2 separate regions of the Homo sapiens genome follow, and region 2 is linked to region 1. Evidence: chromatin loops called from intact Hi-C (ENCODE). Cell type or tissue: PC-3. All regions are shown on one strand. Each heading gives the region's core, and the rest is flanking DNA. Links, peaks and the distances in the headings are about the cores only.

The links. Hi-C counts contacts between places; a loop is a spot of excess contacts. Peaks named below come from ENCODE experiments on the same cell type or tissue, not always from the same donor. Only the 100,000 strongest peaks of a DNase experiment are listed, where the experiment ranks them.
Region 2: it touches region 1 in a loop (2.1-fold over the local background); 2 of 110 quality-filtered maps call a loop at or near these places.

The regions. Positions count from the first base shown.
Region 1 is chr10:94,117,270-94,132,581 of GRCh38, forward strand. PLCE1 (phospholipase C epsilon 1) reads left to right here. Exons shown (of 33, transcript NM_016341.4): 3 at 14,905-15,190. LOC107984255 (a long non-coding RNA gene) reads left to right here. Exons shown (of 3, transcript XR_007062252.1): 3 at 3,448-8,162. Among named protein-coding and RNA genes, the nearest start is that of PLCE1-AS2, 16 kb to the left of the region's middle. In PC-3, for the core only: no CTCF peak of the experiment used is centred there; DNase peaks (open chromatin) are centred at 6,202 and 8,862; H3K4me3 peaks cover 475 bases; H3K27ac peaks cover 3,304 bases.
Region 2 is chr10:94,164,926-94,180,237 of GRCh38, forward strand. PLCE1 (phospholipase C epsilon 1) reads left to right here. Exons shown (of 33, transcript NM_016341.4): 4 at 6,255-6,571. Among named protein-coding and RNA genes, the nearest start is that of PLCE1-AS2, 64 kb to the left of the region's middle. In PC-3, for the core only: no CTCF peak of the experiment used is centred there; a DNase peak (open chromatin) is centred at 7,606; H3K27ac peaks cover 1,222 bases.

The sequences.
Region 1 (15,312 bases), core at 2,597-10,596:
AGCTGAATGTGCATTTGCTCCTGAAAAGGAACCCCATCCAAAGTAGCTACAGAAGTGATTTAAACAGAGATGTGGCCCCAGCAAGTCCTTTTCTTCCAGCTCAGCATCACATTGACTGTCTTCTTTGACTCCTACCAGCTCTGCTGGGAGTGAGACTCAGTGACCCTTCCCTTCCCTATAGCCTACCCAGCCCACAGATTCATGCCAAACACTCGTTGCACTGACTTCATTTGTGCCGTCTTTGACATTACTGGTAATGTCCATTATATGCAGATGCCAAAGACCAGCTAACATCAGTTCAAGGAATATTTCAGGAGTTCCACCTGTATACAATACAATATACCATGAATCACTAGATCATGGTGGGTATAAAAGAGAGAAAATCCTTGGAACACCCATAAGCAGTTGATCCCAGTGGGTTGGTTAGGCTGTAGTTAGTATATACACTGCTGTTGACACTGCCTTTAATTATGTGTAGTCACACCTGCATTGTGTCCTTTATGAGCTCTTAGAAAATAATGAATGCACCCAATTGTTTAGAGCTCCCACAAAGTGAAGGACAACATTATTTCAAATTATTGCAAGAAGCCCAGGGTATCTGGAGACAGGGAAAGCTCTTAAGTCTACTTTTTATACAATAGAGCTTCATACCATTATTCTGTATATAATCTTTTCACCAAAACACTGTCGCCTGATTGTTTCAACAAAAGACCTCTTTGTTTTGATAGCCAAGAAAAACCTTAAGCTCAGTAGAGACATGAGAGCAAGCTTTTTAAATTACAAAATGTAAGTGCTAAAACCATATTTTTGGAATGTAAATTGGAAGGTTTTTTAAAAAAAGTTTTGTTAACTTTAAAAGAAGTTACAATTTTTTTAAACTTAAGTTTTTAACCTAAGTTTTTATAAGTTTTAAAATTTTCATTAACTTTAGCATTTTTTTTCTCTTTTCTTTTTTAATGATTTCCATGGAGTTCTTTGACATGCAGCTCAGGGTGACCATATCTTTCTTATCTGACTATAGGGTAGGCCCAGGTAAGCTGAAAGGTGATAACTTTCCCATACTCCTGAGCCCTCTGAAGGTCAAATATATTGTGTTCAACACTCAACCTCTCAGGATAATCCTAGCCCTGAACATAGGCTGATACAGTTTGGCTCTGTGTCCCCACCCAAATCTCACCTTATAGCTCCCATAATTCCCATGTGTTGTGGGAGGGACCCAGTGGGGGATGATTGAATCATGGGGGCAGGTCTTTTTCTTGTGCTGTTCTCATGATAGTGAATGGGTCTCATAAGATCTGATGGTTTTAAAAATGGGAGTTTCTCTGCACAAGCTCTCTCTTTGCCGCTGCCATCCATATAAGATGTGACTTGCTCCTCCTTGCCTTCCACCATGATTGTGAGGCCTCCCCAGTCATGTGGAACTATAAGTCCAATAAACCTCTTTCTTTCGCAAATTGCCCAATCTTGGGTATGTCTTTATCAGCACCGTGAAAACGGACTAATACGTATGCTCTTCTACACACACATAGCTGAGAGTCTCTGTAACAGGACAGAGGTAGTCTATCTGGGGATAGATTGAAAGTCCCTGACTCATCCTCATGAACTTGAGTGCAGTTTTAATGCCACGACCCGTCCATTTTTTTGTAGTTCCCCAATATTTTGGAACCTCCTTGAAGGCTTACCTTTCCACTGCTATCTTACAAAAGTGGAGAGAAAGGTGACATTTCCTATAAGATGTTCCATCTCTTTTAAGATCTATACCTCCAACTAGACAGGAAAAGTCCTAAGTCCTCGCCCACCCTGTGGGATGCTTCTGAAAGTTGTTACTTACCTTGTGAGTACAAATGAAGTATATCGTCTCTCTCCTGTTCCAGGCTGGTAGGTAATGTGTACTTTGTCCTTTCTCATTGGTTTTTATTAATAAAAGGAAACCACCAAGCTATAGGAAATCTTAGAAGTCATCATCTCTATTCCATTGGTGCCTTAAGAGAAGAGGCTGTGTCTTGTTTGAGGTTATATCTTCAATACTTAAAAAAATACCTCTGGAAGGCAATGGATGTCCTCAGGCATATGAGATATAACCCTCCAGCTGTATGCATGTCCATATAGCTTGCATAGGTAGTTTGCTTAGGAAATGTTTATGAACAGAAATGGTTCTGGCCTAGAATTGCATCCACTTATAAGGACTCAAAAGGTTCCTGTTTATCTCCCCAAACTCACTGCTCAATCTCTTAGCTTCACCCATAGGAAAACTATTTTGCATACACTGTTCCCTTTGCTTAGAACATTTCCCCCTTTCTTACCCTTCCTCAACCTTGCCCTAGCTAACTCTTACTGTCTTTAGGTTGTGTCTTAGATGTTACCTCCTAGAAGAACCTTCCATGGCCTCCTAAGACCCTCCTCTGTGTATCTGAAACACTGTATGCCCACACCAATGTAGAATTTTATGCTGTAATACAATTGCCCATTATCTTGCTTACCTTCCCTGATGCTCAGTAACTTTCTTAAGGACAAGAAGCTCTTTTACTCATTATTTTATCTCTAGCTACTGGCAAACTATTTTGCACAAAATAGACATTCAGTAAATATTTGTTGTCTGAATGAATGAATGAACAAAGTCCAAACAAGGAATATATTCTTAGGCATAGACGGCTTATCTTTCAGAAATTAAAGTGCGGCTACTTTGTGTCTGCATTGAATGTCAGTCCAAGCTTCTCAGAGGATTCCTCTGGATAGGCACCCCAGCGTGGGTCCTAGCTATTGCTTAGGACCTCCCAGGGCCTGCCTTTCTCTGGGTGTAGGGCCCAGGATTTTCCCCACTAGGCTGGGCTTTCCTACTATTCTCTACCCTTACTCAACTCCTCCATCCTGTCTGGGAGACTCAACAATTCCTCTTCCAGGCTCCATGTCCTCCTGCCCTGCCTAAACTTGGTGACAGCTCTAGCTCCTGGGAATCTGGTGATCTCTATTCACCCACCACTACCTATTTCATTTGCTCTGCCTGAGGTGTGTTCACTAACAGGTTGTTGAATATGGCTCTACCCTTGGATGAAACTTGAAGGTCTGTACTGGTTGTCTTAAACAGCTTTCAGTCTTATTGGCAGGCATGAGGCTCTGCAGCTGCTCAATTAATCAGGACCAGAAGCCAACTTATGTTGGGTCCTGTCTCTGAGAGTAAGTCCATGTTAGCTCAACTACTGAGTTCGTGATCCTTGGGGGATTTGGAGAGGAATGTCCCTAGCTCCTCTCTGGTGGTCATTCACTTGGGTCCCATTGGAAGAGAAACCTTTAAGAATTAAATCACTGCAGTTTTCCAGTAGAAGAAATACAGTGCATTTAATAAGGATAAATAACTGTCTGCTAATAATTAGAGGAGGATCTCTGCTTGCAGACCCTACTAATTCACACTCTGTCCTCATTCTCATCCCCTCCCTTTGCCCCTGGAAGTGATGCTCAAAGGATCAAGATCAAAAGGCAGTGGAAAGAAATGAAGGATGCAGGAGAAAGATGGACATTGTGAATAAAGGGAAGAGAGAGAGGGGTGATGGGGAAGGTAGGAAGATCAGGACAGAGCAAGGAACAACAGGATGAGATTCAAAAGAAAGCAACATGGGGAACATGCAAGTGGTGAGGGCTAAGAAATCTTAATAATGAAGAAACCATGGGGACTAAGAGGAAGTTGAAGAAAGCTGCTGGAGCAACCTAGAGAGACAGAAGAGAGCAGAGAAGTGAGTGAAAGGAATAAACCTGGGATGAGAGAGAGGATCTGCACTGTAACTCTGATATTGACCAAGAGGATTGATAACCTCCCTTTTATTAAATGCCACATACATGCCAAGTGCTGTGCTGAGGCTTTGCATTTATTATAGCATAGTGGGCACTAGCCCAGAATGGAATCCAGAGTTGAGCTGTTTATGGAGCTGTGCACCAGAAAACACTTAGATGTCTACACATAAGTTCACATGCAGGAGACTAGGAGAGGGTTGTTCTCTCCACCTCCAGTCTCAGCCCAGGAGGGCAGAGGTTGGCCAGCCACAGAGCCCAGTCCAGGTACTTCAACAAGGGGAGCTGAGTGGAAGAACAGAAGCAAACTATCCCTGAGCATAGGAGGGGCTCCATCACCTTCAGAATGCTACCAAATAGCTAGGAGGGATGAAGGCAGATGGTGATGGCTTTTGGGGGTAGGAAGTTACCTGAGGTCCTCAGGCCAGCAGGCATGGTCTTGGAGCTCTAAAGATTCAGGTATTTATGCTATTATGACCATTTGGGTATTCAGGGCTGGTGAAACTAGAAACAGAACTCACAGATGTCTTATCCCTTTGAATGCTTATTTATAACAACTCTGTTATATCTCCATTAAAGAAACACTAGTTACTTCCCCCATGCTACTGGATGGTGGCACTAAGTACGACATGATCAGTGTGACGCAAAGACCATACTCTTTCCACTCTACCCTAAGGCATCTCATTAGAGATGGCATCTCTGCTGTCCCATCTCTGCTATCCCATTTCTGGTTGTCAGAGCAATATATTCTAGGAGGTCAGCCTCAGCCTCAGGCCATCTTTAGGCAGACAGGAGGTTAAGAGAAGGGAAATGCAGTGCTGGTCCAGAAGCAATGACCAAGGCCCTGGGAGCCATGAAGATAGAGGCCACACTGGACATTTCCAGCTGGGCAGAGAGAGGAAGGTTAGAAACCAGGAAAAGATGAGCAGGAGTTCAGCCAATGAAGGTTTGGGGCACAGGAAGCAAAAAGCCTGGTCTTATAGGTTGGCATTGGTCCCCTCCACCTGTTGGGGACACACAGAAGCCTGGAGCCACAGGATGTCAGGAACTTTCTGTCCCTTTCAGCTTCACACATGCACAGCTTAGCGAGAACATTACCCTTGATCCTCTGAGCCAGGGATCACAGTCTACGGGATTTGTGAAAATTTGGTTTTGTCTTGCAGGGAATTTGTCCCCATGTAATTCATTAATTGACCCATTGCTCCTTAGAGCTGCAAGGAGCCTGGTAGTTCAGGCCATTAAGTCCCTTCTGTAGGCCTAATTCATGGCCTGACATCACAATCCTAAAAACATAATCCATTTGTCCTGATTTGATTTTTTCTTTTCGAGAGGCTCCCTTGGCAGCCAGGTTTTCTCATTATGATATGATTCATCCATATGGTAATTACCATTAGAATTAGTATCTCAGACGTGATTCATCTTTGGAAATATTAAGCTGGAAGCATCACTTACAGAAAGGCCTGTTCCATTTACAGCCATGGGGAATGTCTGCAGAGATGCTCCTTCATCCAGCTAGCATTTGTTGAGTTTTGCCCTGTACTGGATTCTGAACTAGGGGCCTTGAGGCGTATAGAGATGAATAGGCCCTAGACTGTGCCCTCAGTAGCTTCCATTCTAGAAGGGAGATGATAGGGACGTAAGTGCTTGTCAGATGGATGGTACAGTCAGAGATGAAAGGTAACATGTTCTCCTTAAAGTCTAGGATACAGGTTTTCAAACTCTAGCAGGAATCAAAATCACCTGAAGGGCTTGCTAAAACACAGATTATTGGGTCCCAGCCCAGAGTTTTTGATTCAGTAGGCCTGCGATGGAGCCCAAGAATTTGCAGTTCCAACAAACTCCTGGGTGAGGAGGATGATGCTGGTCTGGGGACCACACTTTGAGGACCATAGCTCTAAGTCTTCAATTATTTCTCCACTGTGCCCTTTCTCCATTGCTTGCAGCATGCTAAGCAGTGCCCTGTGCTGGGGACAAAATGTTTATTAAAGCTTGGTCCCTGTTCCAGTGGGGAAATAGTAGGAGAGTAAACAGTGATTTCTGTACTTCACAGAAAGTGCTACTAGAGCTTTGCTTAAGGTGTCATTGGATCACCAAAAAGAACATGATTATTTCTTGCCGGAACCCAGGGAAGGCCACATGGAGGAGGTAAAATTTTAATAAAAGGGATGTGGATTGGAAGAAGTTGTATGGAAGGGCATTTGCAGCTGCGAAATTCCCAAGTTTTCAAATGTCCTGGGGCATCCTCTAACTTCTTCTGAGATGTTCCCCTGAAGTGATAAAGGTTCAGCTTACTTCCCATAGAAGCCTCTGGCACAGTTCTGGTTAATTCGCCTGGTTTTAGCAAAGTCTTTATGTTTGTCTTTCCGGAGTTCTGTTTGGTCAGTGTCTTGCTCGTGCATGGTCTGAATACTCTCAGTAGAATGGAATTCTCTGCACAGGCATTTGAATGGAATGTGGAATCATGAGCAGAGCAAACAGCAGCCTGCTACCAAAATTCTCCTCCCCATCCCTGCCATTTAAGTCTCCAAGCTGCTGCAACTACCCCCTCCAACAGCCTCACTGTTTTTGTTGACTCTTCAGGAAATTCGACAGTTCTTATATCATTGCATTTTGTTTACACACAGACACCCATCAGACATGAAACTTCTAGTATCTTCAACCTTTTAGAACACTGCTTGTAGATTCCAAAGTTAGAAAAGAGGCTCATGAGACTAGTAAAGGGGTTTCCAAACCATAGCGCAGAGCTCTTACACTTCATGCTGTGAGAGGCCCCTGCGTTGTTACCACCTATTAACTCACAGGTGACACCGTTAAAATAAATGTCATTGTTTTTCTAGCTCAGGGCACTTTAAGAACCACATTATGGGGAGGATAAGGGTGCTATTAGAAGCACATATATAGTCACTAATGCGAAATGGCAGCTGATACTGAAGGAGAATAGTAATAAGAGAGAGGGAACAGGAGAAGCTAATGTATTAGAGAATAATGATCATCAAAATAATCATCAAAATTAAGTTTAATTATACCCTCCATCTGCCACTGAAGAAGGGGCTGGGTATGATATAGGGTAAAATCCCAGCACGCTGGGACGCTGAGGCGGGAGGCTTGCTTGAGCTCAGGAGTTTGAGACCAGTGTGGGCAACATAGCAAGACCACATCTCTACAAATAATATAAAATTAGCCCAGCATAGTGGTGGTGCCTGTAGTCCCAGCCACTCAGGAGGCTGAGGTGGGAAGATCACTTGAGCCCAAGAGGTCAAGGCTGCAGTGAGCTATGATTGTGCCACTGCACTCCAGCCTGGGCAACAGAGTGAGACCTTGTCTCAGAGAAAAAAAAAAAAAAAAAGAAAGAAAGAAAGAAAAAGAAAGCAAGGAAGTATGGATTATAGAACAGTAACACTAAAAGGGACCTTGGAGATAATAACTGGCCAGCCTCTTCGTGATAAAGATAAGAAAACTGGGGCAAAGAGTAGGTTATGAGGAAGAGGGTTTCAGTTATTTGCCCAGTATCACACAATTACACAGTACAGACTGTGGGTCTCTCCAGGGCAGAGTCTTTTTTCTTTTTAAAATCATTGTTCTCCAGCATCTACCATAGTCGATGTAACTGCAACTCAATATTTGTTTATTTAAATTGATTTAGCAGAGTCAATACATTAATCCGTATCTTGGTTTCTTTTAAACCCCATGATCCTTTCAAATGATCAATTTCATGAAAAATTAGTAGAGAGAATAGATCAGATTAAGTCCTTTGACTCTAAGCCCATCAGCAAATGATAATGAAATGTTGTTAAACTGTTGGTGGATTTATCAGAAATGGCCAAGTTTGGTTACTAGCAATTAAATCCACATTTGGCTACAGCTATTCTGAATACTTTGTAAAGATTTTATGCCATTTCATATGATTTATATATCTAGTTTTCAGCAAATACAGGTGACAGTAGAATGTCGCCTGTGGTTCAGATGAATCCAATGTAGTCAGGGCCAAAAAACCAGAGGATTCTAGCCAAGTTTTTGGTGAAGACATAGAATTGAGAAATTCACTTATTCAATCAAGAACTGTTCATTGAGAACTTATAATGCCAAACACTGTTCTAGACACTGCAGATACAGCAGTGAAAAAAAGAAAATCTCATGAAGCTGACATTCTAATGGAAGGAACAGACAACAAACAACAAACAAACAAAAAGTGATGGAGGGATTGTGACTACAATTACCCCTCTGTTGAAAGTGCTTCCTCTGACATCTGTAATAGGATTTTCTGTTTGGTTTGGTAGTTAACAGCACTAGCTTAGACATGGAGAGTCTTGATGTTAAGTCCTAGCTGTGTGCACATTAGCGCCTTATTTTTTTTTTTTGAGACAGAGTCTCGCTTTGTTCCCCAGGCTGGAGTGCAGTGGCGCGATCTTGGCTTGCTGCAAGCTCCGCCTCCTGGGTTCATGCCATTCTCCTGCCTCAGCCTCCGGAGTAGCTGGGACTACAGACACCTAGCGCCTTATTTTTAAATGCTGATAATAGTAGAACCTCTTCATAGAGCTGTTCTGCGGTTTAATTGAAATCACATCTCACTACTCAGGGCCTGGTTCATTTTAAGCATTCAACAAATGATGCAATTATTATTATTATTGAGTCAATGGACCTCTAAGTAACACACTTTCTTCCTGTTGAAAGATTTCAGAAGATATGCCATCAGATCTTAGAACCTCATAATTTTTCATAAGTGATCTCAAAAAGATAGCTTCTGAAACAGAGCAAGTACAAAATTGACCCCACTTGACAATACCCTTTTTGACTTTAGTAGAAGTCAAGTCAAGAAAAAGCTCTGGCTATTCCAAGGAGCTTTCCTTCTGGGTGAGTGCTGTGGATGTGGTGTGTCTGGTTGCTTCATGCCTTTTAGTGCATGCAAGTCTTTGCCTTTGTCTCCATCTGAATTACCCCAGCTCTTTTCAGCCTCAGTATGCTTGTTTTCTTTTGTTTTGGGCCTAAACTCCACATCCTAGTACTGGCTTCTATAAGGCATCCCTCTTTCATGAGTCACAAGGAACTGCAAATGCCTTTTAAAGTGTTTATGCAAGTGTTATCTAAGCATTGCTTGCTTTTCTCTAAGTCATTTTACTGTGTCAAATCATTTTGCCCAAACCACTCCAGGCCATGTCATTTCACAGCACCTACCATAATGGGAGGAGTGTAATCCCATGGAAGGATCCATTCACAGTTTGCAACATTGATCTATAGTTCTCTATATAAAGCCTACATCTCTAAAAACTTAGCAGTGACCAAATATAACAACTTTGACTCCTTTCCTTTCCTCCCAATGACTTCAGCAAGTCCTGTAGAAATATATTTTGATAATATATAATAGCCTACAATTTTTTACTAATTTATTTGGTCTACTTGTTTATTGTCTGCCTTCCCCATGAAAATGAAGCTCGTCTTGCTCACTGGTAGAACACCAGCAGTTGAGCTTAGCACAGTGTATGTGCTCAGTAAATATAAATCACTTGTTGAGTAAATGAATGCTCACATAGCTGTCTAGCAAGTGTGGATGCCATGTTGTGATGTGTTGGATTTTGTTTCAAAAAAGATATTGGCCTATGTAGGGCAGTAGTCTGTCTAGTTTTCAGAACTTTCCATCACCATATTAACCTTGAGTTTCTCTCATTTGTGACTGTATAATTTAAAACTATAAATCTTCACATAAAGGAAGCATATTTGGTCATTCATTAGACTTAACTTGACTATTTTCAAAAGGAATTGAGAATGGCCATGAAAGGAATTATCATGAATAAAAACAATAACAACAGCATTGTAAACATCACCTAAACCTCTTACCAAGATCACCCCTAACAGTGTGATCTTTATCCCACTGTTGGGCTTTGAGTGTGACAATGGATAGTGCAATGGATAAAGCTGGACCACAGAGTTAGAGAAATCTGGGTTTCTATCCTGGCATAGCCTCTTACTAGGTGTGTAAGGCTGACTGTATTTCTCTACTTCTCTAGGCTTACTTTCCCATCTACAAAATGAATCAACTTTATAGATTAGTGTGTGGATTCAATTGTTATGTAATTAAAATACTTATTATGGTTCCAAACACATCATCATTGTGTTAGTTAACATCTGCTGTGTAGCAAAGGACTCCCAAAACGTACCGACTTTTCACAACAATCATTTATTTAGCCCATGATTCTGTGAATTAGTTGGGTAGTTCTAGTCTGGATCAACTGATCTCTGCTGGGCCCTCTCATGCATCTGTGGCAGCAGTTGGACTGGCAAGTGGATGATCTAGGATCCAGGATGGTTTCATTATGTGTCTGGCTGTTGGCAAGTTATCAGCCAAGGTGACAGGGGTGACTGGGCCATGGTCTTTCATCCTCCCGCAATCTAGTTCAGGCTTCTTCACATGGCAGTTGTTGCAGAGTTGCCAAAAGCAACAAGAGAGAGCAATCTCCAATGTACAGGTATTTTTCAAGACTGCTTGCATCATATTGGCTAAATTTCCATTAGTTAAGGAAATCACAGTTCCAGCCCAGTGTCAGTGAAGGAAATAATTCGCGGCCATTTTTGTAGCCTGCCACAATCCTCATCATCACTGTCATCATAAAAACTAGTATTTGTTGAGCATTTACTAAGTGCCAGATGCTGTTCTAATCATATTACATTTATCAAAGCTTGTAATTCTAGCCACAACCTTATGAGGCAGATACTATTATATCCTATATTGGCGAAAAGGAAACTGAGGCACAGAATGGCAAAGCAACTTATCCAAGGTCACACAGCTGGGAAGCATGGGAGCTGGAATTCAAACCAATGCTCCAGAGCCATACTTGTAATGACCGTTCTCTACTGTCTCTTCTTCACACTCTACATGTGGGCTTTTCCATGATTCCTTCTTTTTCATAAGTGAGTGATCTAGGAAGAGATAATACCTTGACTTTTTTTTTTTTTTTTTTTGAGACTGAGTCTCACTCTGTCACCAGGCTGGAGTGCAGTGGTGCAATCTCAGCTTACTGCAACCTTCGCCTCCTGGGTTCAAGTGATTCTCGTGCCTCAGCCTCCCGAGTAGCTGGGATTACAGGCATGTGCCACCACACCCAACTCATTTTTGTATTTTTAGTAGAGACGGGGTTTTACCGTGTTGGTCAGGCTGGTCTTGATCTTCTGACCTTGTGATCCACCCACTTCTGCCTCCCAAAGTGCTGGGATTACAGGTGTGAGCCACTGTGCCTGATCAATACCTTGATTTTGACAGGTTCCCTGAACATTGCCATATCTACCACCAGTTTGTCCACACTTCAGCATTTTTCCAACAAAGCACCTTGAGTTTCTCTCATCCTGGATTGGTGTGACTGGGATGCATCATTCCAGATCTTGGTAGTAATTTTTGATCTCTTTCTGGTTCTTTGTGGTGAGGGTATTGGCAATCGTGATGGAAGTTCAGAGCTTCATTCACAGAGCACTTCATCTTTTATTTCTTCAGACAAGTTTGGGGGCTTGGAAATGTGGCTGATAACGATGTTGAAATATTACTTAATATATACATAGCATTTATATATGTTTATTAATAGTTTCTTGGAGGTGATTTGCAATACCTTTTGATATCAGAGACTATGGCTTTCTCTCTATCCTCAGCAACTAGCACAGGCAAGAGCACACAGAGGACACATTGGAGGAGCTCAGTACATGTTGTAAATATCTACATCCGTATCTGTATTTTATTAAGACAGGGTCAAAAACACATATACTAATGGTGACCAGATATTGGCCAGGTGTGGTCACTAAAGAATGGTGGGCACTGGCATCCAGTGGAGAACTCATGCCCCATCTAACAGTAGAAGATCTAGCCATTTGATACCATGTAGGAATGCTCAGTGTTACCAGATTGTTTCATTATTCAGGAGATGCTGGAACTTCAGATGTATATGTAAAGCTTTCCTGAATTTAAACAGGGTATGTCAGATGAAACAGGTCTGTTGACTGAATCTGGCCCATGGTCAATTGATTTGTGACCTCCCTACATTAGGCACTTGTTGGCACCTTTCTATTGCATTATAACTGTCCTGAAGGCCCGAGGTGGAAGGGGAGATGCAGAATAAGGCGGAGATGGAACAATGAGATGACAAGAGATGAAAGACTTCAAGAAGGATGGATGATTGCCTATTTCAGAGATTCTGCAGAGGGCAAAGAAATGGGAATAAGAAAAGGCTATTAGATTAAAGTAAATTAATTATTTGGCACAGCACTACGTCTACAGGCTGTGTTCTTTAAAGAAATGATCAAATAACATGGGAAATAGTTAAGCAAATTAAAATACTTTGTTTACTCTGACTCTCGTAATTGTCTTTAATATTCTATTATGCAATGTAAATCTCCAAAAGGAGAAGAGATTTACTGAGATTTTTTAAACTTTCATGATCAAGGAGTCCTTAGGTCATACAATCCCTTGTAGATAGAATGTTTTGAGGAAAACACCTTGGAAAAGCTGGATAAGAGACTGAATGAGTCACTGGGAGTCTATGGAGGCCTGATGTGGAGACTGGAATGCACATGGTAGTGAGCAAATGCACAATGAGCCAGCGCAGCAGCTTGGCAAGTAAAGAAAGTAGGCCAACCTATTAGGAACTAGGAATTGCCAGCTTAGTAATCTTTTTAAGACAAAACCATTTTAGCATTATTCCTTTGCTGAAAACAAACCAGCGAAAACAAAAACAAAAACAAAACAAACAAAAAACAAAAAAAAGCATCAAGGGGTGCCCTCCTCTGATGGGTGAAATCTCCTTGCTTTAACATTCCAGGTCTCCTTTATCAGGCCAGCTGACCTTTCTTATTCCCCAGTTGTTCCCTGGCCTTTCTCATTCCCCAGTTATTTCCTATGCTTACTCCCTGCTCTAAACTCCACTGGCTGTCCTTATTGCTTGCATGGTGAGTTGTCTCCCCAGCTGCTCCAGTTAGAGAAATGCCTGCTTTCCAAGGCACAGGTCAAACCCTGCTTTGCCTATTAAGCCTTCCTTAGCCATCAAGCTACCAGTCAGTTCTTTTCCTTACACAACTGGATCAGTTACTTCTGAAGGACTTGCATGGGACTTAGTGTGTTGGAGATGGCCTGTATGATTTGGAGCCAAGAGAATAAAACTATGTCTTGAGATCTGCAGCTCTCTACCCCCATTTGCCCTCACAGTACACCCAAATAGGGTTAGGATAATATTGCCCAGAAACACAGAAGAGCAAGGGCATAACTCCAATCACATTGCATTTCATAGATTGTGGTCTATAGTTATACAACCACCTATTATTCATTGAGGGTAAAGGAGTGTATTCTCTTTTATAGACTTGCTCAACAGTAAAGAGCATCATTTCTAGACACTAGGCTGAGTATGTTACATGTTTATCATGGTGAATCCCAGAATCTCCCTAAGAATAGTGTTATTATTCCCATTTTACAGAGGAGGGAGCTGTCTTGAAACATTCAAGTCAGCTTGTTCACACTTAATGACCAGCTCTCTATCTGGTGAAGGTCGAGTCAGGTGTACCTGACCTCATGTACCTGACCCCAAACCTGGGCTCTTTCTGTCCCAGCACACCATCTCCATGGCCATGCTGGCCACTAGAAATTTAATGACAGAGAATTAAAGGTAAGAATCACACTGTGCCTTCAAGTGGCAAATATATACCACCAGACAGAGGAAGACAGATAAAATCTAGTTAGGGTCTACACAGTTTGAATATCATAGGACTCGGTGCATTCTGGGGTATCATAAGGACCTAGCACAGCTCAAGAGAGGCCCTCTTGAGTGAGATTTGGAGGATGCAACATCATGGGGGCACATGCCTGGCCCGCAGGGCAGTGAGAGTCTTCTACTCCCTGGCCATTCGTCAGTGTCACCGAAGGAGGTGACCTTCATTTCCACCCTACTCTAAGCTCTTGGCTTTTCTGTCTCCTTTACTAGACTGTGAACTCTGAGGAGAGAAACTATTTTATTTATCCAGCCCTGTCATAGTTTCTGGTATATAAACAGTAACTATTTGTTGGTTTGATGAATGAATGACAAGTCAGCCAAGGCAAGGTGCTCAAGGTGACATGATAGAGACAGCATGATAGAGACAGCACCTTTATTCCCCCATCAGAGAGCTGGATTACCTCACTGCATGTTATGTGTCTCCTCCGTTTGTTTATACACTATCCAGAAGTCTCTGGCTTCTCAGAATGCTTGACAAATTCCAAGTCCTCCCTTCAATAATGTCAAACCTTATAATTTTCAGGCCTCATCGAAGATTGTGAAATCCTGCAGCAGCACAAGAGGTGTCTGCTGCCCCTCACACTTTCCCCACATCTTCCAACACACTGCCTTGCACAGAGCAGGGTCTATATACATGCACATTGAATGACTGCATTGAAATAGATTGGAGACATGGTTAGGAACCTGTCCTAACAGTGCAATCTTCTTGAGACAATGCTTGGTGAATTCGGGTGATAAAAGGAGAAGAAATCAGGATAGTGACAGTGACATAGATGGGGCAAGAAGAGTGAGCAGGATCTGTCAACTTATTGGATATGGGAGGTGAGGGAGGAGGAAGAGAAAAAATGATTCAAATACTTTGATCTCAGCTGACAGTTTGAAGGATTATGCCCAAAGGGGAAATAGGGAAGTTCTCTTTCCCCATGACCCTCTCATCCTCATTTCAGTTTAAGCATGGAGAAAAGATTTCCCATAAAAGTCAGGCTGAAACACTCCATGGAGGGAGACAGACCTGGGACAGTCATTCAGTAATGTCCAGGAAAACCAGAAGGAAAGGTTTGCCTTCATCTCTCTGCAGAAGAGCTTTGCTCTGCTGAGGAGGAGAAATTTGAGCTGAATGTATTTCTGGTTGGTATGACTTGTAAGTTCTCTGTTTGATAGCAGAGTTGTTTGAATGACCTATTTTATAACTACACAGAGCTTTTCCAAATAGATGGTGTCTGTAGAATGTTCAGGTTAATGCATGAGCCGAGTGCTCAGAGTGTTTGCACTTGGAGCATCTGAGCCTTCTTTCTTAATAAGTCATCTTGGCATTTTGTCAACAAGTTAATTTGCTTTCCTAAGAAACTAGATTAATACTTCCTGTACTTTGTGCTATTCACAGATCTACAATGCAGTGAGAAGAGAAGAAACAGAAAATACAGTTGGATCTCTACTCCATTTCCTCACCAAGCTCCCAGCCTCCGAGACAGCCCATGGAAGGATAAGCGTTGGTCCATGCTTAAAGCAATGTGTCCGAGACACTGTATGTGAGTATCGCGCCACCCTCCAAAGGACTTCAATATCGCAGTACATCACCGGTTCTCTCCTAGAAGCAACCACGTCTTTGGGAGCAAGAAGTGGCCTTCTCAGTACTTTTGGAGGATCCACTGGACGAATGATGCTGAAAGGTAATGCCTGAAATTTCACTTTTAACTTTCTATCTTTGACTACAGAGAAGGATCTAAGTTAAGATTTATGTATCTCCTGATGGAAAATTAAGTTCACTTTTCAGCAACTTTAAGTAAAAGTC
Region 2 (15,312 bases), core at 3,035-11,034, 48 kb after region 1:
AGCACCAGAGGCTGCAGAACAGTGGATATTGGTGAACAGCAAATGTTGCTGCCTGATCTTTCCTCTGGAAGTTTTGTCTCAGAGGAGTACCCGGCCGTGTGAGGTGTCAGTCTGCCCCTACTATGGGGATGCCTCCCAGTTAGGCTACTCGGGGGTCAGGGACCCACTTGAGGAGGCAGTCTGTCTGTTCTCAGATCTCCAGCTGCGTGCTGGGAGAACCACTACTCTCTTCAAAGCTGTTAGACAGGGACATTTAAGTCCGCAGAGGTTTCTTCTGCCTTTTGTTTGCCCTGCCCCCAGAGGTGGAGTGTACACAGGCAGGCAGGCCTCCTTGAGCTGCAGTGGACTCCACCCAGTTCGAGCTTCCCGGCTGCTTTGTTTACCTACTCAAGCCTCAGCAATGGCGGGCGCCCCTCCCCCAGCCTCGCTGCCGCCTTGCAGTTTGATCTCAGACTGCTGTGCTAGCAATGAGCGAGGCTCTGTGGGCGTAGGACCCTCCGAGCCAGGCGTGGGATACAATCTCCTGGTGTGCCATTTGCTCAGTTGGAAATGCAGAAATCATTCATCTTCTGTGTCACTCACACTGGGAGCTGTAGACTGGAGCTGTTCCTATTCGGCTGTCTTGGCTCCACCCCCCTCTAATTTTAGCTTTAAGTAACTTACAAAAAAACAGTATTACCATATATATTGGAAAAAAATCTGAACAGGCCAAAAAAAGCTGAACCAGGTTTTTGAGCATGAGAAGATTGAGATTTTGTTGCCTTGAATTTTTTGGATATCGTTTTGATCTTTTTTTTTTTGAGACGGTGTCTTGCTCTGTTGCCCAGGTTGGAATGCAGTGGTGCCATCTCAGCTCATTGCAACCTCCGCCTCCTGGGTTCAAGTGATTCTTGTGCCTCAGTCTCCCGAGTAGCTGGGATTACAGGTGCCCACCACCCACCTGGCTACTTTTTGTATTTTTAGTAGAGACGGGATTTCACCACGTTGGCAAGGCTGGTCTCCAACTCCTGACATCAGTTGATCCACCCTCCTCGCCTCCCAAAGTGCTGGGATTGCAGGTGTGAGCCACCATGCCTGGCTCATTTTGATCTATTTTCAAAAGTACTGTTATATGTGCATTACAAAAAAGTTGAGCAAAACAGAACTGTGTAAGTTATACACTATTATTTGTTTGGTGTTCACTGGACAGATATGCAACATATACCTATATTTACAAAATTATTTTTTACCTCAATAGGATAATATTCCATTGTTCTCAACTTGCTTTTTTGTCCTAAATTTTTTGTGAAATAAATTCAGTTTCAGTACATATACATTTACCTCACTTGGTCTATATTTTTGCAAGAGTTTCTGTTGGATAATATCCTAGAAGTAAGATTTCTAGTACAAAGAATACACGTTTAAAATTTTGTTTTGCCTCTCAAGAAAGCTTGTGCCCATTTCACCACCCCTCACATGGAATGAGAATGAAAGATAAAGTTTCTGAAACATAGGTACATGGAGATTCTGCCGGGTTTTGATAAGATATAATTTAAAATCATGATCAGAAGGTTGCTCAGCTGGCTTGGGGAGGAGATGCCTTCTAAAGTCAGAATCCTGTAAGGTATTCCTGCCTAACTCTTCAACTCCATTCTCTACCCAGAAGAGAAAAAAGGTGTGTGTGTGTGTGTGTGTGTGTGTGTGTGTGTAGAAATATGTCTCCTCTGCAAAGGATCCCTCAAAATGCTGAGTGTAACAGAGGGCAGATTTTTGGAGTCAGAGCTGCAATTAAATTTCAGCCCTGTCTCTCAATAGCAGCTTGTCTTTAAGCAAAATGTTTAACATTTCTGACCTGTTTTTTATCGTCTATAGCAAGGGGATAATCACACCACCTTACAGGGTTCACTGTGAGAATTAAATGTGTTACTTAACACAAAAGGCTAATAAATGGTGAGGACTAAGAGCTCAATTAATGGCTTCCATTGAGACATGAGAAAGGGTGATTATGACCAAGCTACGGGCACCTTGGAGGGTAAAGTTTTGCCCACTTTTGCAGAAAAATATGAGACAATCACTAACAGTCTAGTTAAGATATGCTATGTGGGCCAGGCATGGTGGCTCACACCTGTAATCCTAGCACTTTGGGAGGCCAAGGCAGGTGGATCACCTGAGGGCAGGAGTTCAAGACCAGCCTGGCCAACATGGCGAAACCCTGTGTCTACTAAAAAATACAAATATTAGCTGGGCATGGTGACACACGCCTGTAATCCCAGCTACTTGGGAGGCTGAGGCCGGAGAATCGCTTGAACCCGGGAGGCGGCGGTTCGTGCCACTGCACTCCAGCCTGGATGACATAGCAAGACTTCATCTCAAAAAAAAAAGGTATGCTATGTAACACTACACCTTTCCCACCTACATCCAGGAACCCTCTTTGATTTTAACCATAACAATTTTATCACCTTCTCATATGCATCATTACTCATTTACTATGCTTATTGTTTATGTCCTTTCCTAGGGTGTTCCATATGAACAAAACTTTATTCTTGTTCACTAAATTTCAACATCAGGGTAGCTGAAAACAAAGCCTGGCACATAGTAGGCACTCTTTTTTTTTAATTTTATTATTATTATACTTTAAGTTTTAGGGGTACATGTGCACAACGTGCAGGTTTGTTACATATGTATACATGTGCCATGTTGGTGTGCTGCACCCATTAACTTGTCATTTAGCATTAGGTGTATCTCCTAATGCTATCCCTCCCCCCTCCCCCCACCCCACAACAGTCCCCGGTGTGTTCTCATTGTTCAGTTCCCACCTATGAGTGAGAACATGTGGTGTTTGGTTTTTTGTCCTTGCGATAGTTTGCTGAGAATGATGGTTTCCAGCTTCATCCATGTCCCTAATCCTGTAGCTGGGATTACAGGCACCCACTGCCGTGCCTGGCTAATTTTTTGTATTTTTAGTAGAGACAGGGTTTCATCATGTTTGCCAGGCTGGCTTTGAACTCCTGGCCTCAAGTGATCCGCCAGCCTCGGCCTCCCAAAGTGCTGGAATTACAAGAGTGAGCCACTGCGCCCGACCTAGAATGACTATTAACTGAAGAATATGGGACTGAGAGCAAACAATGAGGTGGATAATTTTATTCACCAGAAACTTTCTAAAAAGAGAAGAGCCACAGTGTCCAGTGGGTTTTATGAACTTTGCTTCATGGATCATGAGGAAGGACCAGGGGTCCTAGAGCTACTCGGTTTTAAATCCATCTTCCAGTGGCCCATGTTGTTAGAGAGCAAGGCCCAGAGGTGAGTTACAGCTGAGCACTAGGGCAATGTGTCCTATGAAGAGGAAAGAGGACATAATAGGGAGAGCTCAGCAAGGATGAGGGAAAGTGGGAAGTGTTTTTAACAGCTGCTAAAAGTATGGAACTTAGAAGACAAAGAATTATGCCCCAAGAAGACTTCTGGGATGTTTTTTGTGGTACACAATATGAAATCCCTGGGTATTCCAGCTTTAAGGAAACCTACATGAAAGGTTGACATTGTTTCAAAGCTTCTAGCATTCAATTTGTGTTCCTTTGAGTGTGATGTCATGCTTATACTGAGATACATGCTTATACTGGGACCGCCAGATTTATTAGGGTTACACTGACCAGGTTTCTTTTTATTCTTTAATTTATTTGGGCCTCTCTTATTGCTGTTTCCCACCAGTCACTAGACTTGTTATTCATTGTAACAGCATGTGATTCATATCTCAAATGTATTGCAGTTTCCCATATGACATCTTATCTTACATTATTTGCATATTGTATTACATTATCTCTTCTCTTATATATTAGAGAAGTGACTGGAGTTATTTTTATTTCCTCTGCAGAGTGCTATAGTTCGAGATCATGTCTTAGAGTTGGTTACTTCTGAGAAGAGTTCTTATATTTGGCTAATTCCACTGTACATATATTATCAGTATCTAGAAATTTCGGTTGGCCTCTTTCATCAAGCCACATTCTGATTCAATTTTCAGGAAACTTAGGCAGTTTCTAAACTATTCAGAAAGCTGGAGGGGGAGGCCATCTAGGGTAGATTTAAGCATCAACCTGATTTTAATTTTTTTTTAATATGAGCTTAGATAGAACCAAATATAATTTAATAGTCTCCATTTTTTGTTACAGAAGATTTTTGGTAATTTGGTCCAAAAGATGTATTAAAATGCTTAGAGTCAACCAGGACCAACCTGGTTTCCATTTTTCTGTCCCATGTCCTCATTGGTTTAGTAATTTGGCCAGAGAGCATGGCCTGATTTTTTGATCAGAAGATATAGTCACCATACTCATGGAGGAAGGAATCAGGGACTGTGGGTTACCTGGTATAGAAGGACATAGTGAAGGAAAAGATAGAGAGGTTTGGAGTTTAAAGGATAAGGGATGTCGTTTTTGTTAGTTTTTAAGGAAAAAGGAAACTGAACATTTGGGTATGCAAAGAAGTCAGTAGAAAGTGAGGGATTAAAGGTGGAGATAACCACTGAAGCAAGTTCTGGAGGAGACAAAGGTAGATTTAATCACAAACCTGGGTGGGCCTTGGAGAGGAGGAAACACATGCCATTCTCAGGGAAGCAGAAGATGGAAGAAATATAAGGTATCTGAATTGAAGGAGTTTCTGACATGACCTACACTGTCTCAGCATAGTTAAGAAACAGTCGAATGACTGTGAGGAAAGCAAACGCAGGTTTGGGAATGTGAGAAGAATAGAAAAGAGGATAGTGAGTTGTTTAGGAAAAAATAAATAAGTTTGTGTCAACTTTGAGTCACCCTGAGGGCCTAGCTGAAGTTAGATAATAGGAATTAGCACCCGCCCCATCACTAAGTAGCATAATTGTCAGTGTCATCATACAGCAGCCCAGAAGCCAAGGAATGGATGGTTTGAGTCTGCCCAGCACTGGGGATTGGGACATGCCTGTGATGGAAAGTCAAGCTGTCTTCTTAGGGAATCTCTGGCTGGTGAGTGCCATCTAAAATGCTTATCGTAGCACCAGACGAAGGCCAAGGAACTAGAAGTTTGCTGAGGACAGAGAAATTTTGTTAGACAGAATAAAAGGGAAGAAAGAAGTCAAATTCAGGGATGATGACTTCAGAGTTTAATAATACAGACATGAAGCAGTTTGGAGTGATAATTCCAAAGTTTTCTGCAATGGAGATTTAGAAAAGAGTCAGAGAATACTGAGGTCTGAATGTGAAGGAAGTCATCCTTACGAACTTTGCTGTTACCCAGTGTCCAGGCTGGATGACAGGTATTTCCAGGAAGAGAATGAGTGACATGAATATGTGACATTTCCCCAACTCAGGTGACCACAAAACTGTTTTTCTTGTAAATGCCAGTATTCCAGAGATCATTCTTTGGAAAACTCTGTTCTAGGGCTCATCAGAGACTTTCCGTTTGTTGAATGAATGAATTACAGGTAAGAAGTTAAGAGGCAGCCTGGGACAGTGTCAAAATAAAGAGAAGGCAAGTATGTGGCTCTAATTACAGAAATCATTTTGAGCCTAGGCATCCCCTACTCTGGTACTTCCATCTCATGAACTGCCACCTTCTCTCCTGCATCCCTCTGTCACCTTCTTGCTACCAGTTGTGGGCCAGGCAGTTAAGATTTATTTATTTAGATACATCTCCTTATTACCTATTCCTTTCTTATGTTTGTAGATGGTTCTGTTCTTGCAAACTCCCAAATAGATATCAGTGAAATCAAAGCCACTCTTTGAGGGTGACAGGTTGGCAGAGAATACCATGACATTTTGAAACCTTTTGTCCAGAGAGTCCTTGGGTCCCCAGGTGTCCTGCCTATTTACACATAATATGCATATACATATTCTTCACCACACAGCCTTCTTTCCTCTTCCATTTAAGTTGGCTATGCTTATACCTACCCTCATTTCATGTCATTCTGATGGTAGTTAGCAAAGGAGGATAAGGAAGCAAATGGTATTTTACAAAGTATCATAGTAAACTGGTTGGGGAATTATGTGCTAGATTAATGCTGCTGCTGAAAATGGAAAACCAACCCTACCACCACCACCACCGCCACTCCACCCCCACCTCATTAGGTGACTAGAAGACAAATAGGACAGATATCAGAAAGGTCTTTGTAAAAAGAAAAATAGTACAGAACTCTTCACTAAGCAGAGGATTTGGTTAAAGAACATACAAGATTTGGAATGGCTCTCAAGTAAATATCTGTTGCAGGGGACACCAGATTTGATGTAACCACGACTTCTGTTGCTTTGTTTTAGAACGCCAGCCAGGCCCCTCTGTGGCCAATTCCAATGCCCTCCCTTCAAGTTCAGCTGGGATCAGCAAGGAGCTGATCGATCTGCAGCCTCTCATCCAGTTCCCAGAGGAAGTCGCCAGCATCCTGATGGAGCAAGAGCAGACTATTTACCGCAGGGTCTTGCCAGTCGACTACCTTTGCTTCTTAACACGGGACTTGGGCACTCCTGAATGCCAGAGCTCCTTGCCCTGCCTCAAAGCATCCATCTCAGCGTCGATTCTTACCACTCAGAATGGAGAGCACAATGCCCTTGAAGATCTGGTGATGAGGTTTAATGAGGTAAGAAGCCACTTTTTGATGTCTTGGTATTTGACTCACCCGTAAGTGATTTTCAAGCATACCTCCCCTTCTAGGTTTGTCTGTTCCTGATGTGTTCATTTCATTCTGTCTTGCCACTTCCATGATGGCTGTTTTTCTTTCCAGGCAAAGAGACAGACATCACATTGCAATCCTTCCTCTCACTGTACCCCAACTTGCCCTTAAGCCTAATTGATCTCAACTCCATTCTATTGCATTACCCAGTCCACCAATCCTAGTCCCTTTGGGCACCCAGAATGCCAATCTCCAACCCCTTCCTCTCCCCTACCAACCCCTCATTCCCAAAGGTGCTTTTAAAACCACATGTCTCAATTTTGAGTTTTGACAGCATGATCCCTGACCACATTCGTATAACCAACCCCCTGACCCCCTTCCATTATTAGGACTCCCTCAGCAGAAACACCTAGGTCACCAGAGAAGGCAGGAAACGTGGGGCAATTCATTGAGGGGCAGTGAATCACCTCGGTTCTCTCTCTGCATCCCCTGAAGATCCTCAGCCCCAGAATATCAATCCAAAGCCTCTGAGACCACATTAGAAGCCAGTTCTGAAGAAGACAGGTGTGACTGGAGTCTGGGAATACTTAGGACAAAGCCATTGCGTGGGGGTCTAGGGACTCACTGGGAGATCAAGAGCCACTGGCTGACATCCCTGTGGCCCTGGGATAGGGAGGAGCGTCAGGAAAGAGCAGGGAGTCTCCATGCAGTACTGGGGTTGGGCGGACTGCACTCTTGGGCTTAAAAGGCACTTTCTCTTAGTAATGTAACCCACACCCAGAGTTTTCTATTCTACATTTTATGTTTTAGATTTAATTTCTTTTGTTTTGTGTATTCAATCACAAAATTTTAATTGGTATGTTTGTTGGTTGTTAGTTGGCTGAACACAGAGTAGTTGCCTATTTTGGTCATTTAGTAAACTCTACCTAAATGCTAACAGGATATTCCTATTCTGAGTCATATATATCTCTGATTGTCTGAGGATCTGTCATCCTGTGTTACATAAACACTTTCTGGCAAGGTGCGGTGGCTCATGCCTGTAATCCCAGTGCTTTAGGAGGGTGAGACAGGAGGATCGCTTGAGGCCAGGAGTTCAAGACCAGACTGGGCAAAATAGCAAGACCTTGTCAGTACAAATTTAAAAATTAGCTGGGCATGGTGGTGCACACCTGCAGTCCCAGCTACTGTGGAGGCTGAGACCCTCTAAGGATCCCTTAGCCCAGAAGTTTAGAGGCTTCAGTGAGCTAGGATCACGTCATTATACTCCAGCCTGGGTGACAGAGTGAGACACCATCTTTAGAAAAAAACACAAAACACTTTCTAACTGTAGCTCACTTTGCAGCCTCCATAGCTTGCCAATCAAAATCCTGATGATGGTTGTAAATGTCAGTGACCATGATAAGGCCCATGAATACAACGAGTGTTAGAGGCTGAGCTCAAGCGGTTCTGTATCCAGACATGTCCTGAACACCAGTCTATCTGGCACTGTTGTGCTAACCATTTTATATGTACCACTTACTTGCTCCTTACAACAACCTTGGGAGACAGATATTGTCATTAGCCCTATCTTATCAATGAGAAACTGAAGTATGTGGAGATGAAGTTATTTTCCCAAGATTACACAAGTGGTAGGTGGCAATTTTGGTTTAAGCCCACAAAGTCAGGCCCTGGGCTTTGAATAACTATAGGATGCTGCTTCCCACCTGCAGCAGGATTGCACTGGGGGGTGGTGCCTGCTAAAACTGCAGATTCCTGGTCCCACCCCCAAACTGAGTAAGACAGAATCTCTGGGAGTCCACATGAGAGCTTGCAAATGTCACTGCCCCAAAGTTGTTTTTAAAAATAAAACTCCTGATGTTCTTGATTTTCCTTACTGATAAAAATGGGATGGAAAAATGAAAGTTCCAGTAAACTGAGTGATTTTATTAGTGGATTTCACTGTATTTCATGAATTATTTTAAACTTCCAGATCTACCCACTCTCACATCCTTAGGACCCTATCTTGTCTTTATTTTTAAATTTCGACCTGAACTTAAAAGTGAATTGCCAAAACTTTTAAAATCTAATTTTAAACTAAACTTGGATTTCTTCCATTCACTTCCATAACCTTGGGAATCAAAGACGAATCAGTGATTTCACTAATTCAGAGTTAGAGATGATATGACCTACAGCTGGGTAGAGGCAGGCTTTGGACTATCTCTGAAAATAGTTTAGCTAAGCAACTTCAGAACGTAAACAAGATTTCTGGGAAAACACTTAAACTACTTAAGAGAACAGTCTGTTTCAAGTATTCTCAAGCATCTATTTTCATACAAATTATGGGTATGCTGATTAAAAATCAGTCTTACATAGTCAGATCCCAAATGATCTCTACTGGACACGACTGGAATAGCTAAATTCTAGTTCTTTTGTATACCTTAAAGTAGAAAAGTTCCATTACATCAAAAGAGAATTTTCAAATTCAGATTTTTCACCTATTTTGAGTGACCTTGCCTTGAAATTAGCATGGCTTTACATACTGTAAAGAAAAGGAAGAAATGGAGTTTGCATTTATTTAATAGATGCTCTGGACTGGACATTTTCACATTTCTTAAAATCTCATTCAGTTCTTATGACAGTTGTCATCAACCCTGTCTTGCAGATGAGGAAAGTGAAGCTTAGGCAACAAAATAAATAATGACAGTGTTGGATTATGGCCCATAGAGTAAAATAAATATTTTTTAATCCATACCGATATAAATACATCAGTGTGGTGGGGTTGGGGAGTAGGGACAGCACTTACTTATAGAAAAATTTCAATTAATAAATGTAGAAAGAATGAGAAAAATAGAAAATCATCATTAGAATACTACAGTAATAACTGTTGCAGGCAAGAACTACTGATGAATTCTAAAATTATTGGGCAAAAGTAAGTTTGATGAGAAATAGGACATTTGCAAATAGTCTCAAAGCATCTCTCCACAAGGTATTTATTAATACAAAGGGGAAAATAGAACAGTGGAGAAACCCGGTAGACACTGGCTTGACCAAGTGATCAAGGCTAACATGATTAGTAATGAGACATATCAACATATGCCTCCTGATATGATGCCCTGAGAAAGGCAGGACTTCATCTCTATAGTGTTCTTGCCAAAAACACACCACATAAATCTAGCAATGAAAAAAAATATCAGGCAACTCTAAATTGAAGGACATTCTACTCTTCAAAAGCATCAAGGTCATAAAAGGTAAGAAAAAATTGAGGAACTGTTAAAGGCTAGAGGAGACCAGGAGACATGACGACTAAATGCAGTGTGGGATCCTAGTGGACCATGGACTAGAAAAAGACATTAATGGAAAAACTGGAGAAACTCTGAGGCTCATAGTTTAGTTAGTATGATTGTATCAATGTTAATTTCCTGGTTTTGACAATTGTGCTATGATTATGAAAGATGCTAACATTAGAGGAAGCTGAGTGAAGGGTGTACAAGAACTCTCTGTACTGTCTTTTGCAACTTTTCTGTAAATCTAAAATTACTTCAAAATAAAAAAAAATTGTAAGCAGTGAGCTCAGAGAGATTGAGTCACTTGTCTAAGTAGCTGAGTGGATATCAGAATCCAGATCTTTCTTCAAAGTCTATCTCTTCTCACCCAGCTGCTTCTCTCTTGTTAAATTATCAGGTTCAAGTCTGTAGTAAAACCTGACTTGCTAATTGAGAATTTCATTAGCCTTGGGTCTCCTTTCCCTCTTCCCTCCCTCTCTTTCTATTTCTTTTCAAAATCTCCTGTGTGTCTATCTTTTTTCTACTTCTCTTTCTGATTTTTATCCAGTTTCCCATTATCTAGGTTCCTGCCATTACTCCCTCATTCATTCATTCATTCATTCACTCAAGAGATTTATTTATTTCAATTTTTTAGTTTTAATTTTTGTGGGTACATAGTAGGTGTATATATTTATGGGATAGAGAGGATATTTTGGTACAGGCATACAATGTGTTATTACATCAGAGTAAATAGGGTATCCATCATCTCAAGTACTGATCCGTTGTATTAAAAACAATCCAATTACACTCCTTTTGTTACTTTTAAATGTACAATTAAATTATTATTGACTATATCACTCTTTTGTGCTATCAAATACTAGATCTTACATTTTTTTCTGACTATTGTATGTACCCATTAACTGTCCCCACTTCCTCCCTCACTCCCCTCTACTACCTTTCTCACCCTGTAGTAACCATCCTTCTACTTTCTGTCTCCATGAGTTCAATTGTTTTAATTTTTAGCTCCCACAAATAAGTGAGAACACACAGAGGTTATCTTTCTGTGCCTTGCTTATTTCACTTAACATAATGACCTTCAATTCAATTCATGTTGTTGCAAATTACAAGATCTTATTCTTTTTTATGGCTGAATTATATATATGTGCTACATTTTCTTATCTATTCATCTTGTTGATGGACACTTAGGTTGCTTCCAAATCTTGGCTATTGTGAATAGTGCTGAAATAAACATGGGAGTGCAGATATCTCTTCAATAGATTGGTTTTCTTTCTTTGGGGTATATACCTAGAAGTGGGGTTGCGAGATCACTGAAGACATACTTATTGGCTGGGCATAGCAGCTCATACCTATAATCCTAGCAATTTGGGAGCCTGAGGCAGGCAGATGGCCTGAGCCCAGGAGTTTGAGACCAGCCTGGGGAACATAGCAAAACCTCATCTCCACAAAAAGTACAAAAAATTAGCCAGGCATGGTGGTGCATGCCTGTGGTCTCAGCTACTTGGGAGGCTGAGGTGGGAGGATTGCCTGATCCTGGGAGGTCGAGGCTGCAGTGAGCCAAGATCGTACTACTGCACTTCAGCCTGAGCAACAGAGTAAGTCCCTGTCTCAAAAAACAGACACATTGAGCACCTACTGTTCTCTCGTCTTCTCTTTTTTTCCATTGGCATGTCAAACATATTTTTTAAAAATAAGAAATTAGCAGTATATGGTGAAAATTGATGTTATAAGCCCATACTTTGATTCTGCCAAAATTGGATACACAAAATAAATGCACTTTCCTCAGTGGAAAGATGTATATTCCTTGGAATGTTATAGTATCTTAAAGACAAGAAAGAGAATATTAGCTCCATTGCCGGTGCTAGTCACTTGGGGTGGGGGGAAGTGAATGCATTTACTCGTGCATCCATTCAGTTAATCCAGGACTTCTTAGAAGCAGTGTACTGTGGTAGATATGCACTAAGGAAAGTAAATAGCAGTCTGCCAGAAGCTATGAGACATGGACACAAATATCTACCAAAAAAGGCAGAAAGTAAGTGCAGTGAGAGTGGCACCAACAGAGAAGGCTGGGGTGTCCAGGTGGGTGACAAGAGCTCATTCTGCTGAGCCCTCGAGTCTGGGGCTGGGTCTTGAGAGATGGGAGGAATAGAGGGGGAAGTTCATGGAAATGGAAGGCAGTCCAGACAAGAAGACAATCAGACAGTTTTTGTCATGAGCAAGACTCATGGTTTAGGGAGGCAGCTTGTTCCAGATTGCCCCCAGAACCACGCTTATGAGCTAGAAGTTTCTATATTCTAACAACTCTCTACACAATGACTTAACTGTAATGTGAGAAAAAGGAAGAAAATTCCTAATACTTTTTGGGCAGTTTTGCATAATGTTTATTCTTAGGAAAGCATGGTTAAAATGCAACTCAAAGTACGACCATGAAATTACTGAAAAGGTTCAGCTTACATTAATGAAGGCCTGGAGATAAATCATTTAAAATCAGTTTGGATTGTGGCTTGGAAGCAGTGTTTCCTCCCCATTCCCCCTTCTCATGCCCTATTAGACTGTGATGCACACACTAGAGAAACTTCTTAAAGGCAGTCTCTCTTTATCCTTGAAAAGAAACAGAAGCACAAGGAGGGGTCAGTCCTCAGGCAGAGCTAGTCAAGATTTGTGTTGAACGTAGGCTTCATCCTGCTTTGCTTAGTTTGAGAGACAGGTCTTCCCGAACTTTCTTAATCTGGACACCTCTCTGTAGTCATATTCCTGATCTGAAGCTCTTAGAAGCCAGTGTTCTTTCTCTCTCCTTTCAGGTGGAGCAGCCTCACTTCTTGACCACCCACGAAATCTCTCACTTTGACAGTCTCAAATCATATTGTTCTTTTTTCCTATCCTTCATCTTCCTGCATCTAGCTTATACCTCTAGCCCACATTCCTTATGACCTTACTTTTAAAAAATTCCTCCTAAAATAAATTCCCAAGCCCTTTATCTTTTCTAGAGGAAATGCAGAGGCATTTTTATAGACAATTTTACCAAAAAGATTACATACTTTAGTGCATGCAGGTGAAAAGAGAGGAGAGGCAAATCGAGATTGCAGGGCATCCTTCCTCCCTTCACTACCTCTCCCCTCTTTCCTGAGAAGCACTTTGGTGGAACGTGGAGTGAGGGGGAGGATCTTGGCATCACAGTTCTGAGTTGCTAGTTCTCAAACTTCATGTCTCCTTAATATGTCCTTTGCTCTTGTTGTGTTGTTCACCAATGATGATTTTGGGGGTTGGAACCCTTCATTGCATCTACAGCTGGTCCTTGGGATCGATCACACAAGCAAATTTTTGACTTCATAACCTGTCACCACCCACACCACTTCCAGGCACTCTTTTGTGTAACAGACAGTTGATATCTCTGGCTGGAAAGTGATTTTCAAGGGGCCATAAGCAGGTTCACTTTTTTCTATGTCCTAAGAGGGCAGTTTTTGCTTGTTGGGTGGTTCTTGGCAACACCATTCAGCAGGGCTTCTCTTTCAGACCAGCTGGTCTGAGGGTAGGTCATGAGTCCTAGATTGAGACCCCCAGTTCTATTGAGACCCCAGCAGCTTCTACAAGGCCTCCATGTGGCTCTGCCCTGGGTGTCTTTTCCCCTCCCCAATTCTGTGTGGTCAACCTGAGCATTCATCAGCTAGCTTCCCTGAGCCATGCAATCTTGGGCAGCCCAAAGTGACAATCAGTTGTTGCTTGTTCCTTCTGTCCAGTAGGTTTCACCAGATGTCAGTTCAACAGTTTAAAGGCCATCCTCTCTGTAAAGAATGCCAAGATGCAGCTTAACTTCCTGGTAAAGAGTAGTAAGAATAAATAAACCATCTGGTCAAAGAAGAGCCGTTTGAGCTTTCAGCCAGAATTCCTTATATACTTCATAGCAATGATGATCGCTTTGGCAGATTCCAGCATCTAAAAGCCTGTCTGGTCATAGCTATGGAAAGACCATTTCAGCACAGTAAGCAGAAAGCATAGCATATTATAACGATGTGAGGCAGTGTCATGTCCAAATAGGTTCTTTCACTTGAAATGTTTTAGAAAAAATATTGGTTTTTGAATTTGTATATTGAACCATGTTTAGAAACGTCTCAATCAAAGTTTTCCCCCTCTTTTATAAAAGCAGACAGCAGAGCAAATCATCTGTTCAGGGCTGCTTTACAAACTTCCTTCCTCAAATCTGAACACTCACAGGATAAACTGCTGATAAAAACCCCCTCAGGGTAAGGGAAATTTCAGCTCACTTTGGAAAATCAAATTTTTCCTTGACAAAGCACATCTCCCCTCTCAGAGCAGATATTGTATTCTTTCCCTGGAACATTTCACAGCACATTCCAGGAGTAACAGATATTTTACTCCAGAAATTTCTTGACTAAAAAAAATACAGTAGGCAAATAAACTACAGAAACTCAGCTGTGCAGGGCGGCATCCTAAGTGCAAGGTTAGCTGTAGATGGCACTTCCATCCTGAAGCTGATTGACAGCAAATCATGTCTCATGGTTCCTGGCAGTCAGCACCCACACAGGGCTTTCCTCACCCAGAGTAACACGTAGGGCTGAGAAATAAGAGGGGCATGGAGGCTTGACATCATTCAGGTGCAGCTCTGGAGTCAGGCTGCCTGGGTTCTGATCCACCATTCCCAGCTGTGCAACCTCAAGCCAGATACCTAACCCTTCATCTTTATCTTATTTTTATTTTAGTTTAGTTTTTTTTTTTTTTTTTTGACAGGGTCTCTGTTGCCCAGGCTGGAGTACAGTGGCTGATCTTTGCTCAGTGCAGCCTCAGCCTCTCAGGCTCAAGCGATCCTCCCACCTCAGCCTCCCAAATAGTTGGGACTACAGGTGCACACCACCTCGCCTGGCTAATTTTTGTATTTTTAGTAGAGATGGGATTTCACTGTGTTGTCCAGGCTGGCCTCAAACTCCTGAGCTCCAGAGATCCACCTGCCTTGGCCTCCCAATGTGCTGGGATTTCAGACGTACGTCACCACACCCGGCCTAATCTCTCATCTTTAAATGGGGCTAATAATATATCTACCCCAAATGCTTTATATGAGTATTCAGAGAAATGACATGTTTAAAGCACTTATCAGGGACCAAAGACACAGTAGTGGTTTGATGTTAGTTCCCAAAAAAAAAAAAAACCACTAACATAACAGCATTATTAGAATAACTAATGATAATAAATTCCGTTTTTTATTATTATGATCACCCCCACTTAACAGGTGAGAAAACTGAGACACAGAGAGACTAAATGAATGACCTGTGGTTTCAGAGGTGACAGTTGAACCCAGTTGTTCTGGCTTCCAGAGCCAGCATTCTTGGCTCATCTGCTTGATACTTTTGAATCAAAAGCTGAGGGACCTTCTTTCCACCACTCGGTTCTCTTACTCTAAATGAAACCATTTTCCTCGCAATAGGATTCAGAATT